Linked DNA regions of Homo sapiens: region 1 is linked to region 2. The links are chromatin contacts, found by Hi-C or POLR2A ChIA-PET in ENCODE. All regions are on one chromosome and are shown on one strand. Each heading gives the region's core, a stretch centred on a gene start or an enhancer-like site at or near the end of the contact. The rest is flanking DNA. Distances are from core to core; before and after follow the strand shown. Region 1 overlaps LINC01811 (long intergenic non-protein coding RNA 1811). Region 2 has its middle 140 kb from the start of LINC01811.

Region 1 (6,269 bases), core at 3,578-6,077, 180 kb after region 2:
GTTGTATATGTAAATATGTAACCTCTATTTTCTGACATGTAGGGTTTTTTTTTTTTTTTTTTTTTTTTTTTGAGACAGAGTCTCACTCTGTCGCTCAGGCTGGAGTGCAGTGATGTGATCTTGGCTCACTGCAACCTCTGCCTCCCGGGTTCAAGTGATTCTCCTGCCTCAACCTCCTGAATAGCTGGGATTACAGGCGTGCACCACCATGCCTGGCTTGTTTTTGTATTTTTAATAGAGATGGGGTTTCACCATTTTGGTCAGGCTTGTCTTGAACTCCTGGCCTCAAGTGATCAGCCCACCCCCGCCTCCCAAAGTGCTGGGATTATAGGTGTGAGCCCCCTCACCCTGCCCCATGTAGGTAGTTTCATTTTTTAAAAAAAACATTATAGGCCGGGTGCGGTGGCTTACGCCTGTAATCCCAGCGCTTTGGGAGGCCGAGGTGGGAGGATCATGAGGTCAGGAGATCAAGACCATCCTAGCTAACATGGTGAAACCCTGTCTCTACTAAAAATACAAAAAATTAGCCAGACGTGGTGGCGGGCGCCTGTAGTCCCAACTACTTGGGAGGCTGAGGCAGGAGAATGGCGTGAACCCAGGAGGCGGAGCTTGCAGTGAGCCAAGATCGTGCCACTGGACTCCAGCCTGGGCGACAGAGTGAGACTCCATCTCAAAAAAAAAAAAAAAATACGGAAATAGCTAATGAGCACACAAAAACTGTTCAACATAAGAAGTCATTCAAGAAATGCAAATTAAAACCACAAAGAGATCCTAGATCATATTCACCAGAATGGCTAGAATTAAAAACACTTGGCTGGACGTGGTGGCTCACGCCTGTAATCTCAGCACTTTGGGAGGCTGAGGTGGGCAGATCACCTGAGGTCAGGAGTTTAAGACCAGCCTGGCCAACATGGTGAAACCTCGTCTCTACTAAAAATAACAAAAAATTAGCCAGGTGTGGTGGTGGGTGCCTGTAATCCCAGCTACTTGGGAGGCTGAGGCAGGAGAATCGCTCGAACCCAGGAGGTGGAGGTTGCAGTGAGCTGAAATCACTCTACTGTACTCCAGCCTGGTTGACAAGAGCAAGACTCTGTTAAAAAAATAAAATAAAATAAAGACGCGCAATATGGAGTGTGGTTAAAGATGCAGAAACACTGAGACTCTCATACATTGCTGCTGGGGGTATAAAACTGGTAAAACCACTTTGGAAAAGTTTTGGCAGTTCCTTGTAAAGGTAAACATTCACCTATCCCATGACCAAGTAATGCCACCCTTACATATTTACCCAAGAGAAATAAAAACATCTCTACAAAAAGATTTGTTTGAGAATGTTCATAGCAATTTGATTCATAATAGCCAAAAACTGGATACAACCTAAATGCCTATCAATAGCTGAATGGATAAATATTTCTGGTGTATTAATTCAGTGAAATAATGTTAAGCAACAAAAAGGAGAGGACTACTGAAGCATGCCACAGCCTGGGTAAATTTCACACATTATACTGAATAAAAGAGGCCAGACCTAAAACAGTACATACTGTGTGATTTCATTTATGTGACATTCTACAGCAGCAAAACTAATCTACAGTTATAAAAGGCACATGAGTGTTGCCTGGCATCAGAGTTAGGAGGATCATCTTCAAACAGAGTATAGGAACACTTTGCGGGTAATGGAATGTTCTACATCTTGATTGTGGTGTGGTTATGAGAGCAGGATGTGTTAATTTGCCAAAAGTCATCAAACTGCTTAAAATCGGTGCATTTTATTGTGTGTTAACTCTGTCTCATTAAAAATGAATATTGAACACATAAACATAAAAATAAAAAATGCTATAATGAACATCTTTATACTTAAAAAAATTTTTATTCCTTAGGATAATTCCTGAGCCTTTTGCACTTATTTTCTGAAACCACGTGAAATTGTGATAATTTGCTTGATATCAAAAAAGAATATATGAAAATAAATATCTAATTGATAGGATTTCTGGCAGGAACTGAAGTGAAAAATTTGGGCTTAGTTGGGGGAAAATATTTGGGAGTGGGGAGGGGGCTTTCATTCAGACTTTCAAATCTGGGTAAGGCCTGCTCTATTCAAAACATTAGGACTCTCTGAAACAGCTTCTTCCAGCTTACAAGGCTCAAAAGGGACTGGTTTTGTTTTATAAACTCCCAGTCCAAATCTCAGGAAGAGACTGAGCAGCATTTGGTTCCTGTGTGATTCTCAGCCTCTATTTTTACTCTTTTTCCTTCCCTCTGGTCCAGGGAGGAGAAGCCATATGTTGGTAGTAGTAGATTCTTGTGATGTCTCCCATCCTCTCAGCCTATTGGATTCAGCACACCTTGGTGAACCCCTCCATGAACTAGACAACATCACACAAGTGCAGAGAGGGGTGGCTCTCTACTGTCTCCAAAACCACCAAAGGCTACTCAGCTGCATGCAGGCAGAATGTGAAAAGTATGATGGAGTTGATTTCCCTGAGAGCAAACCTCATCTCAACCACTCAGGCCTCCCAATTCCCCAGTGGAACAGTGCTGAGATGAGTTCCATGTGGTTTTATAGCAGGCCCCTAGTACATTGAGCCCTTGTTGCCTACGGTGGTAAACAACTCAGAAATGTCCTCTATACTGGCTTTTCTTCCTTCTCTGTCTTACTTTCACTACTCCCTCAATTTCATATCCTCTCAAATAAACCACCTGCACTCAAGTCCTTGCCTCAGCTCTGCCTTTGGGGGAATCTGAACTCAGCACTCTTGCTGAAGGTGAGCTGTGCTTTAGTCCAGTCTTATTTCCACCTGTTCACCATTCAGTCCTCCACCCTGCAGGGAACACTCCTATTCATCTTTTCAGGCCCTTGGTGGAAACTTCTGTTGTTTACTTAAGTAACCAGTATGAACTCCTCTTTGTCATCCTGTTGCACTTCCCTGTATTGCTCCTCTTATCTCACTGTCTTGAGATTGTTCTCATCTCTGCATCCCCCTGGGATTTCTGAATTAGCATCAAAGGACCCTGGAATTAGCTAGCAGTACATGTAACTGCCCCTAAGCCATGAGCTCCTGTTGGTAGAAACTACAACTTGTTTTTGCATCTCAGTATTTCACAAATTATTGGCATAGAAGACCCAACGGATGATGGTTGAACAGAAGTAAAGTCACTCTGCAGGACAGAGGCACAAGCCCAGAGAAAATTTATTTCCTCCCCATCTTTTCTCCTGGAAGTCCTCCTTCTCATACTGTTCCTGCTCCCTGGCACTGAGCTGAGGTATGCAACGAAACCCATGGAACCTGTCTCTATAATGGAGAGGCATACACCCTTCAGGCCTCTGCACATAGTCAGGCTAGGTCCCTGCAGCACGTCTGGAGGATGGGGTCCCTGAGGCCTGGCTTAATTTAGCTGAGCCACTCCAGGAGGGATAATGATAGCACTGGGAGTCTACTTTTCTGCCCATTCTGTAACATCCTGCTGGCCTGCTTTCTGGGGCTCTTGACTTGGTAGCAGCCAAGAGACCTTTTCAGAGACTTGGGGCCTGATCAAGACCACTGAGCAAATCCTCCTTCCTTTTACCAGTGGAGCAAGCAGAAGAGTGAAGGGGCCTGGAAGAGCAATAGAGCGTCAAGCCACTTGGAGTTCAATTACTGGCCCTGCCATGTAATGACAGAATAAGCTTGGGGTCATCATTTAACTTCTTTAACACTCAATTTTTGTTTCACCAGTGAAAGCAGAACAAGAAAACTTATCATAGCATCATTTTGATGGTTAGATAAACTAACATATTTAGAATGTCTTCCATGGGATTTCAATCTTTTATTGACTATATATATTTTTGGCAGTCTGGTGAAGCCTATGGACCCCTAGAACAATTACTTTTAAACTTATAAAACAAAATATGTGGAATTACAAAAGCAACACTATGATACATTTATCAAAAGGTTTTGGTAAAATAAATGTGTTAGAATGTAATGTTTCTTTGTTCATGTATTAAAAAATAAGAGATCAAGCTGAGGGTCTGATAACTACTATAATTTGAGGTAAAGAAGCACATAAATGATATTTTGATTTACCTGCCAAACTGTAATACTGTACATGGAAATATTTGTCATTTCTATTGTTGACAAAATCACATTGTGGGTTTATAACCTACGTTTGTAAATGAAGAAAATGCCGAATACTTGTTAAAGAAGAGTGAAAATAAAGATGGATTTTATTCCTTCCAAGTTTATGGAACCCTGAACCTCTTGTCTAATGAAAAACACTTGATAATAGCTCATTCCCTTTCTTCTAATTTTCTCTTTCTGATGCCTTCTCTTACATAGTTCTCAAATTCAGACCCAAGGAAAGGGTCTGACATCAGGCATTTGGCCTGTGGGGTGGATAAGTGTATTTCCTTGCTTTCCTTTTCAAGAACTTTCTTCATTGTGGAAAAAATTGAAGGAATTTCAGCATAGGAACAAGGTGGACCTCCCCAGCCCCCAGGCAAAAATCATAAAGGGAGCAGATGAAATACTTTCCCAAACTTCAGGCTGGTCTCAAGGATTGGCTGTCGACTTGATTTCTAACCACTATCCTAGGTGGCTTGGCCTTTCTCCTGAGTGATCAGGGTGCAGAAGCCCAGAGAAATGGGACCCTGCTTCTTTTGGTCCTGCTTTGGTTCCTGCTCTGTTCCTGCTGTACTAGGGTAAAAGCCCATTAAGTGTATCTCTTCCCAACTCTGTTCCATGGTGTCTTATTTGTAACTTGAAACCAGCATGGTGGGAGCATTTACACCATGGAAATTAGCAATGATACACATCGAGGCTTCTCACCTCTAATTAGGGTATTAAAATCTTTCCTGCATCTCAGTGGAAAGCCAGCTGTGAGACATTTGTCAGTGCATCACTGCCTGTACTTTCTGCTTCCTGTTTGGTAATTCTGCTTTGACAAAATTGGTCATGCTTTGTTTACCACTCTCTGGTGCACATTTTTGTATCCCCAGAAAGGGACTTTCTATACTTTTAGTGTACCTTAATTTTGCACTGGAGTCAGCAGAGGACAACAATTTTTCTCTTTACCAAAATCAAAAGAAGGACCTCACTTCCCTGCTTGGTGAGTGAGAGGATTTTCCTTGTTCATGGTTTTCTGTCATTGAGGCTAAACAAGCAGGAGCCATTATAACTTGTGAGAAGAAACCACAAAAAGTACAGGCGATTTAGGATAAATGCATCTGACAGGGGTGTCAAGCAGGACTCAGCAAACTTTCTTTTAAACAGCCAGATAGTACATACTTTAGGCTTTGCAAAAAGACACAAAATGAGGATACTATTTAGGTGCTTATGTAACTGTTTAAAATGTAACCATATAAAAATATTCTTAGCTTATCAACTATGAATAAACAGGGAACTGTTTGGCATTGGTCTGTGGGTTGCAGTTTTCTGACCCCTGTTATGGAAGACTGACTTGGGGGATGAGAAGTAAGGCAAGGTGGTCAGGTAGGAGGCTGGTAGATTAAAAGGACCAGGACTAAGACTTGGCTGGTCACAGTGAGGAGGAAGGAAGGAAGAGGAAGAAGCTAGAGGGAACTTAAATATCTGATTAGATATGATGGATAAATGAAAGATGAAGCAAATGTGATCTGGAGGGCTGGCTGCAATTTGGGATTCACAAACATATTAGGATACTAAAAGCTTTGAAAAATCCTGCAGTAAGTAAAACTATCTGCTCAGTCCAGCGTTTCGCAAAGTTATTTATATATTGTGCCCTTTATTCATGGACTACCTACTAATGCCCCCAGTGAAGTAATGTATCATGGAATGTACTTTAGGTTTCATGGGCTTGCTCTATAATTGTGTAATCCATGTTGTAAAAGTGTGCATTCCTTGAAAAGAAAGTTAACAAATTTAGCATTTGTGTGTGTGTGTGTGTTTTGGGGAGGGTTATAAAATATGAAATACAACTCCTGTGGAAGGTGGTGTATTACAAATTAATGTAATCTTAATGCCTGGAAGAATTATGCAGTGATTCAACAGGCCAGATTGATTTAATAGTTTTTAAATTATAGATATAATTAATGAAAATTGAGAGTGCTAATAGTTGTTTTAAAACTATTTTGCTACAGTAAATTCACATGGCCCTTTAAAACCTTCATTTTCTTTTATATTTTTCTTTTTCTTTTGTTCTTTCTCTTTTTTAAAAATTTTAAGTTCCAGGGTACATGTGCAGGATGTGCAGGTTTATTACATAGGTAAACATGTGCCATGGTGGTTTGCTGCACCTATCAACACATCACCTAGGTATTA
Region 2 (6,427 bases), core at 2,719-5,218:
GCAGCAGTAAAAACAATGGATACAGTTGTCCCCTTCTATCCTGTTTCCAACCCGTAATTGAGTGGAAGGCTTGAAGGATGCCATCGCTTGGCTTATTTAGAACAAAGAGATGCAAGTGGTAGGGATTGCAAACACACACACACACACACACACACACACACACACACACACACAGCATTGTGGAAGGAAGATGAGCTTAAAGGTCAGAAAATCTGTGTTCCAATCCTAGGAGCTCAGGAAATATTAAGAAAAGATGTCATTATCACACACTACTAACACCACTGGTGCAGAAATAAAATAGCGTTTATTGGGGGAAAATTCTTAAGTAGCAGAGTACAAGCAATTCTCTGAACTCTCATATTCCTATAGTTTGGGCCAGGTCTAGGGATGTGCAGCCCTGTGACCAAATTTCCAGAAAAGAGGAGATCCACCTCCATCAGGCTCCTTGTATTTATAGGTTTGGGGCAGGAAGAATATCTATGCAGCTACACAGCAATGGAGGCTTCTTGGTATCCTCAGGAAGAAGGAGCCTTGGAGCCCAGCAATTGGGTTGTTATCCACCTACACTTTTGTTGAGATAACTCAGACCTGTTGACCTTGCTGTTTGCTAAGTCACTAAAAATGGGAGACAAAACAAACTTTCAGAACTGTCTGGATTTGTCATTCAACAGGAGAGTTTTAATCCATGTAATCTCTCTGAGTCTCTGTTTTACCACGGATAAGATGGGGATAATACTATCTAGCATCTTGAAGAACTATTTGAGGATTAGAAGTAATCATGTAAAACACCAAGCACATTGCCTATGATCAAGTAAGAGCCTAACAAATACCAGTTTTCTTTATTTCAAGGAGAGAAAATTAAAATACTTGTTATCAATGTGAAAATTTTACACATATGGGAAATTTGGCTGGTTAGCTGACGCCAGCTCTATGCATGGCAGAGGCGTTTGCTCTCACTTGACATCACACTTCTCTATCTAAAACCTGGAAGGAGGCTTTTATGATAATGGCCTCTGGGGATTATAATGAGCGTGTGGCAAGGGCACATTTTCCTTATTTGCTGTGCCGCATTCATGTATTTGAGACTTTCGAGGTATAGTTGCTGGATGTTGGGGGAAGTAGCAATTGGATTGAAGCTGTATATTCCAGCACCCAAACAGTGGACTTTTGGATGGCCTAATTTGTGGAGGTGTACATTATGAAATGCCAGATTTTCATAATGGAAACATAAGAATATTAGAAAAAAATCAAGCTTTCCATGTATAATTCTCTTAATAAAATCTCTTGATTGTTTATTAAGGGATGTGGGTTGCTATGGTGACATAAAGGAGCAGAATTTGAAGAGGATTGAAATAGACATTCTAATAGGGACAGGCGTAGATTATATACACTTAGAGAAAACATAGATTTTTAGAAACAGGCTTGAGATATTGTGTAGAGTGTTCTGTGGTATCAAGAAAACTTCCTGAGTTTCTGTGTCAGACCATCCTATTTTTTATAGGTTGCCCATTTAATCCCTTATTACAATTTATTTCTCGGCTATAGTTGAGTTTGTTTATGTGTTCATTCATTCATTCATCAACAAATGGATTTTAATAGCACATATCTGCCCATTCTGAGGGGCATTCAAATATGTAAACATTTGGTCTCTTAGAGTGATTTCAGGAGAGCAGCAGCACATCCCTGTCACTGGCTGACTTTCCTCACTGAATTAGTCTGCCTTCAATCACTGTATTCAGTGACTTCAATACTGGGGAAATTTAATATAAAGAATTATTAAGCTATGATAAGATAGTGTATCCAAAGATGGAAAAAGAACACCAAAACATACCCAGGGAAAGACAAGTGTGAAGGTTAGTATTCAGATCTCATAGAAGAAGATCTTCAATTGCAGGGTCCTGGATAATGACGTTTGCTTGGTTGCAGTGGCCAGAGCTAGTCTACATAACTGGGCAAACAGCAACAACCTTAGGCGGCACAGGTAAGCTGAGGTTGGGAGGTGTGCAGCAGGGCTTCGTGGGGATGCCACTACAGGAACAAGGCCCAGACTATGCAGTGACTGACTGGAGGGCTGCAGCAAAGTGGTTACTGAGCCTGGGCCAAGGCTGCAAGATTTCTGGAGAAGCCTGCTTTGGGTGCGCAGCTGGGGCAGAGCACCCCCGGACAATGTCCCCATCCACATGTTCTGCTGACAGAACATGCAGCTGAAGCTAGAAAAAGCAAAACAGCAAGCGGAATCAAAAAGAGAAGCCCCTTCCTTCTGCAATGTCCTGCCATCGCCCTCTACTGACAAACCTTGACATTGTGCTTACCATAAAGGAGAAATGCTGCGAGTCCAGTTCATTATGGCAGAGCAGGCATTGAAGGGTGAGTTTGGAGCTTCAAAGCAATACATCAATAAGTGGCCAACTGTCTTGGTTGTGGTTTATCTTGTGAAATTATTGTAACATATTTGAATTCCATTCCCGTCCCCAAAGAGGCTTCATTGACTGGGAAGCTAGGAGGTGGTTCAAGGGGGTTCTAAGAGCAAACTCTTTAGACAGGATGACACCCTGTGGCTCTGCCCAGGAGGAAGGCCTGGAATGCAAGCCTAGGTTGGTAGCAGTCATTTGAACTCAGTGTTTTCCTGCTGAAAGGTAGTTTATATTCATTTGGTTTACAGACTTGGAATCCCAAGGACATGGGTTTGAGTCTCAGCTTGTCCACTCACCAGCTGTGAGTTCAGATACCAGTGTGTGCCTAAGGGTACTCCAGGATCCAGCTCCAAAGTTACAGACTTCCTGGTCATATCATAGCTTTAGCCAGCCATTCCCTAAATCAGGAGTCAACACATTTTTCCTGGAAAGGGCCAGATAGTAAATATTTTAGGCTTTGCAGTCCATATGGTCTCTGTCGTGACTACCCAACCCCCCTCTTTGTAGCACAAAGGCATCCATCGACAATGAGCAAACGAATGAGTTTGGCTCTGTGTGGGGAGGTCCAGTATTGGACCTAACGGCTGGGACCAGTGTGTACCTAGGGACACCCTGGCTCTTGAGCTAGACTGGCTTCTCCCTTTTCAGAGGAAATTTTGTCTCAGGTTTCATTGACCTGCCCTGTTGTGGGCCTTGGTTGGAGTCCCTGAAGACATCCTAATAAACTGCCTTATCTTTAAATCTGGAGGAGCCAGGGTTGGGGATCTTGGCTGCTTCCTCCCTAGAATGTTCCAGGCTTCTTATTAGGTTGGTGCAACAGTTATTGCGGTTTTGCCATTGAAAGCAATGGCAAACACCGCAATTATTTGTGCATTAATCTAATATTTAAACTTGGTCTTTAGGGTACAGCTCTACAAACCCAGTAAAGTGGTAGCTTTTGCTAAGTTGCTAAAAAGCAAGGTGTTATTAGCCCCCGCAAAGGGGGCTGTGGGACAAAGAAGATCCACTTCCCTGTTTAAGCAGTAGCATGACCATACAGCCTCAACCATACCTGGCCTTATGGCTGCCATAGCTACCAAAGGTAAAAAGTTGTCACTGTAGGCAAAGGATCATCTGTTGTTGTCATCTGTGCATTTTCTTGGCCCAGAGAGGACGCCATACGTACTCCAGGAAATAAAAGGAAATTTACATTTTAAGGTATTTCACATTTTAAGGAAAGACAGGAGCCAATAAAATGAAACATTAAACGAATCACCTAGTGGGCAGAGAGGGGGTGAAGCTTCCCAGGCAGACATGTGCCAGCATGCCTCAGTTCTGGGCTGGTTTGTGAGCTTGGTAGCTGGTCACTCACCTCACCAGCTCATATGACAAGGTAGCCAAAGCATCCTTGCCTTTTCCTGTGCCTTTTTTTTTTGGTTCTATTTAAATTCTGGGGCAGAAGGGTTGATGCCAAGATATTTATGCCCTTTTGATAACTGCTGCTTAAGCTGCTTCTTGACAGACAAATTCTAATTAAACACGTATAATAAGTTGCAGAAACACAACAGCTCTCAGCGCTTTTCCTGTGGCATGTCACATCTGAAAAAGCCACATCCTGTGACTTGCAGATACATTTTTAGGAACTGCCTCTGTAAAGTTGCTTTGGCTGTTTCTCCAGAGATGTTGGTTAGGTTAACACCTCCTCCTTTTTTTTTTTTTTTTTTTTTTTTTGGGAAAAGCTATTTTTAGGCAGCAAATTAATTGTAGGGCAGTTCAGGTCAAAGAGATTTGTATTTTTATACGGTAAATTTTGTCCTTGTCTTAGGAATGTTACAACAGCCAATTAAGTGGCTGAGTTGGGATTTGAACCCTGGTCTTTCTGGCACCATACACTACAGGAAATAAAGGAAAATGGAAAGCAACAAAAACAACAACGTAATCTGGTGCTTCGTTTTGGATATAAGATGTAACTTGGATTTGAGGAATGGAGGGTAATTACAGTGGTCATATCCAGTAAACTATCAGAAATGTGGGCCTGGAACTTGGGTGGCAAGTGTAGAGCAGAGATTTCATTGTGAAAGTCTTCAGTTTTGGGCTTCATTCATTCATCCAATACCCTTTGTTTAACCTAATTAAATGACATTTTTACAGGTTGTAGTGGAAGAAGCATTAAAGTGGAATCCCTCACTCCCTCCTTCCCCTTCCTCCCTTCCTCTCTTCCTCCCTTCCTCCTTTCCTCCCTTCCCTTCCCTTCCCTTCCTTTCCCTTCCCTTCCCTTCCCTTCCCTTCCCTTCCCTTCCCTTCCCTTCCCTTCCCTTCCCTTCCCTTCCCTTCCCTTCCTTCCTTTCCTTCCTTCCATTTTCTTACCCAGGCTGGAGTGCAGTGGCATGAATGATCACAGCTGATTTCATCCTTGAACTCCTGGGCTCAAGCAATCCTCCTGCCTTAGACTCCCAAGTAGCTGGGACTACAGGTACACACCACCATGCCTGGCTAAGCTAAGCTTTCTATACTGAGTTTTGCCTTTACACTTGCTGTGTGCCTTTGGGCAAGTCATTTAACGTGTCTGACTCTGGAAAGACTGTGAATTTGGAGGGAGTGGTAGGCATTTAGGCTAACCTGTGCTTGTTCACATGGTGGGCATGGGTTTCCAAGAGAGCATGTGGAAGCAGCTCAGATCTCTTGAGGCTCAGTCTCAATGCCTCTTCTGTCATATTCCATTGATCAAAGCAAGTCACAAGGACAACCGAATGGGAGGAGCTGCAAAATAACATTGTGAAGGAAGGAGAGAGGAGAATTACTGCAAGCCATCTACACTGAGCTAATTTTCATCCTGGGATCCTCAAGGAAAACAAGTGGTTAATATAATGTGGTGTTTTGGGCATGTGATGTTCTGTGTGTGACATTAGCTAGGAGGATGGGCAGGCCAAGAAAGTAGAGAAAACCGTGGACAAGGAATCAAAACTTACCAGTTGCTTGGCCTTAGACAAAACACTTGGACTGTTAGAAGCTCAATTTTTTTGTCCTAAGGTTCCAAAAACCTTTATTAACCCTGTTCTATTCTAGGCACTAGAGCCATAGATAGAAAAAAATGAATGATTCTTGTGAGTTTTTCTGTGTGTCTATCAGTGATTTTGGGAGTGACAGTTGTTAATTCCAGCCAGTTTTGGCAATAAAGGGTTATCTTGTTTAAAAGACACTGGTACCTTGCTTGCTGTTCAGGTCAGCTTTGAGCCTGGCTTACTGGACCACTGTTTTGTTGAGGGAGCTCTGAGTAATGGCAGACCAACATTTCTGTCTTACACTCTGAGGCAGGCATTTCCCCATGGGAAATCTTCTCTTGTTACCTTAACTTTTGAATTGCTCGACCCCTTTGGGGGTTGGTAAAGTCTTCAAGTGCATCTATATTCTGCTCACTTGTCCTGGTTGATTTTCAACTTTGTTTTCCAGCTGTGAAAAACATATGTACGTATGGCAGTAATTGGGAATTTAATAATTTTTGATGTTTCTTGTGGTGTTTGGGAAATCCACTGAGAAGGATATATATTTTTTCAGTGTTTCCCCTTTCTGTGCTAAAACTCTGCTAAAACTATTCATGAATTTTATTTTCTCCCTCTCCCCTCCCCTCCTCTCCCCTCCCCTCCTTTTCTTTCCTTTCCTTTCCTTCCTAGCACAAGGCAGGCTAACTTTGAAGTTAGGTTTCCTTTTTGGAGGGTACGTGTATTGGTTCCTTATTTTCTCCTTTTGTTTTCATTTTTATAGTGTTCTTTATTAGTTTTTCCAAGTCATTTTAGAAATAAAAAAAGAAACGTAGAACCACCACCGTAACAACAAAACACCACAGTCAGAGATTCAAACGATCTGAGAATTTTCCTCTTCTCTTTTCTCTTCTCCCTTGGGAACCTATGCACCTCCACAGATTCATGTACTATTCATGAACAGGTGATTCACACATCAGCATATCCACATATCCAACACTAACATGGACTCCAGTCCCAGAGTTTCCCTCTTGTCTTTATGCATCAATATGATCC

What was found. Hi-C counts contacts between places; a loop is a spot of excess contacts on that map. ChIA-PET counts read pairs that join two places held with the same protein, here RNA polymerase II (POLR2A). Pooled maps may share reads with other maps.
Region 1: a loop to region 2 is called in a pooled map, with 2.2 times the contacts of the local background. The contact joins two enhancer-like sites. A Hi-C loop is called at or near these places in 1 of 168 maps with a recorded cell type or tissue (esophagus muscularis mucosa) and 6 of 50 pooled maps. POLR2A ChIA-PET finds 5 or more read pairs at or near these places in 1 of 52 experiments (OCI-LY7).

What each region holds. Positions count from the first base shown.
Region 1 is chr3:34,195,889-34,202,157 of GRCh38, forward strand. All of the region lies in intron 2 of LINC01811 (long intergenic non-protein coding RNA 1811), which reads left to right. Among named protein-coding and RNA genes, the nearest start is that of LINC01811, 40 kb to the left of the region's middle. RefSeq lists an enhancer at 2,599-2,708. Within about 2 kb of position 4,828, at least 3 of the 41 ENCODE cell types and tissues checked have a DNase peak (open chromatin) inside an H3K27ac peak, as active enhancers do; they include OCI-LY7, where a contact is called at or near this core.
Region 2 is chr3:34,013,388-34,019,814 of GRCh38, forward strand. No RefSeq gene overlaps it. Among named protein-coding and RNA genes, the nearest start is that of LINC01811, 140 kb to the right of the region's middle. RefSeq lists a silencer at 430-724. Within about 2 kb of position 3,969, at least 4 of the 41 ENCODE cell types and tissues checked have a DNase peak (open chromatin) inside an H3K27ac peak, as active enhancers do; they include OCI-LY7, where a contact is called at or near this core.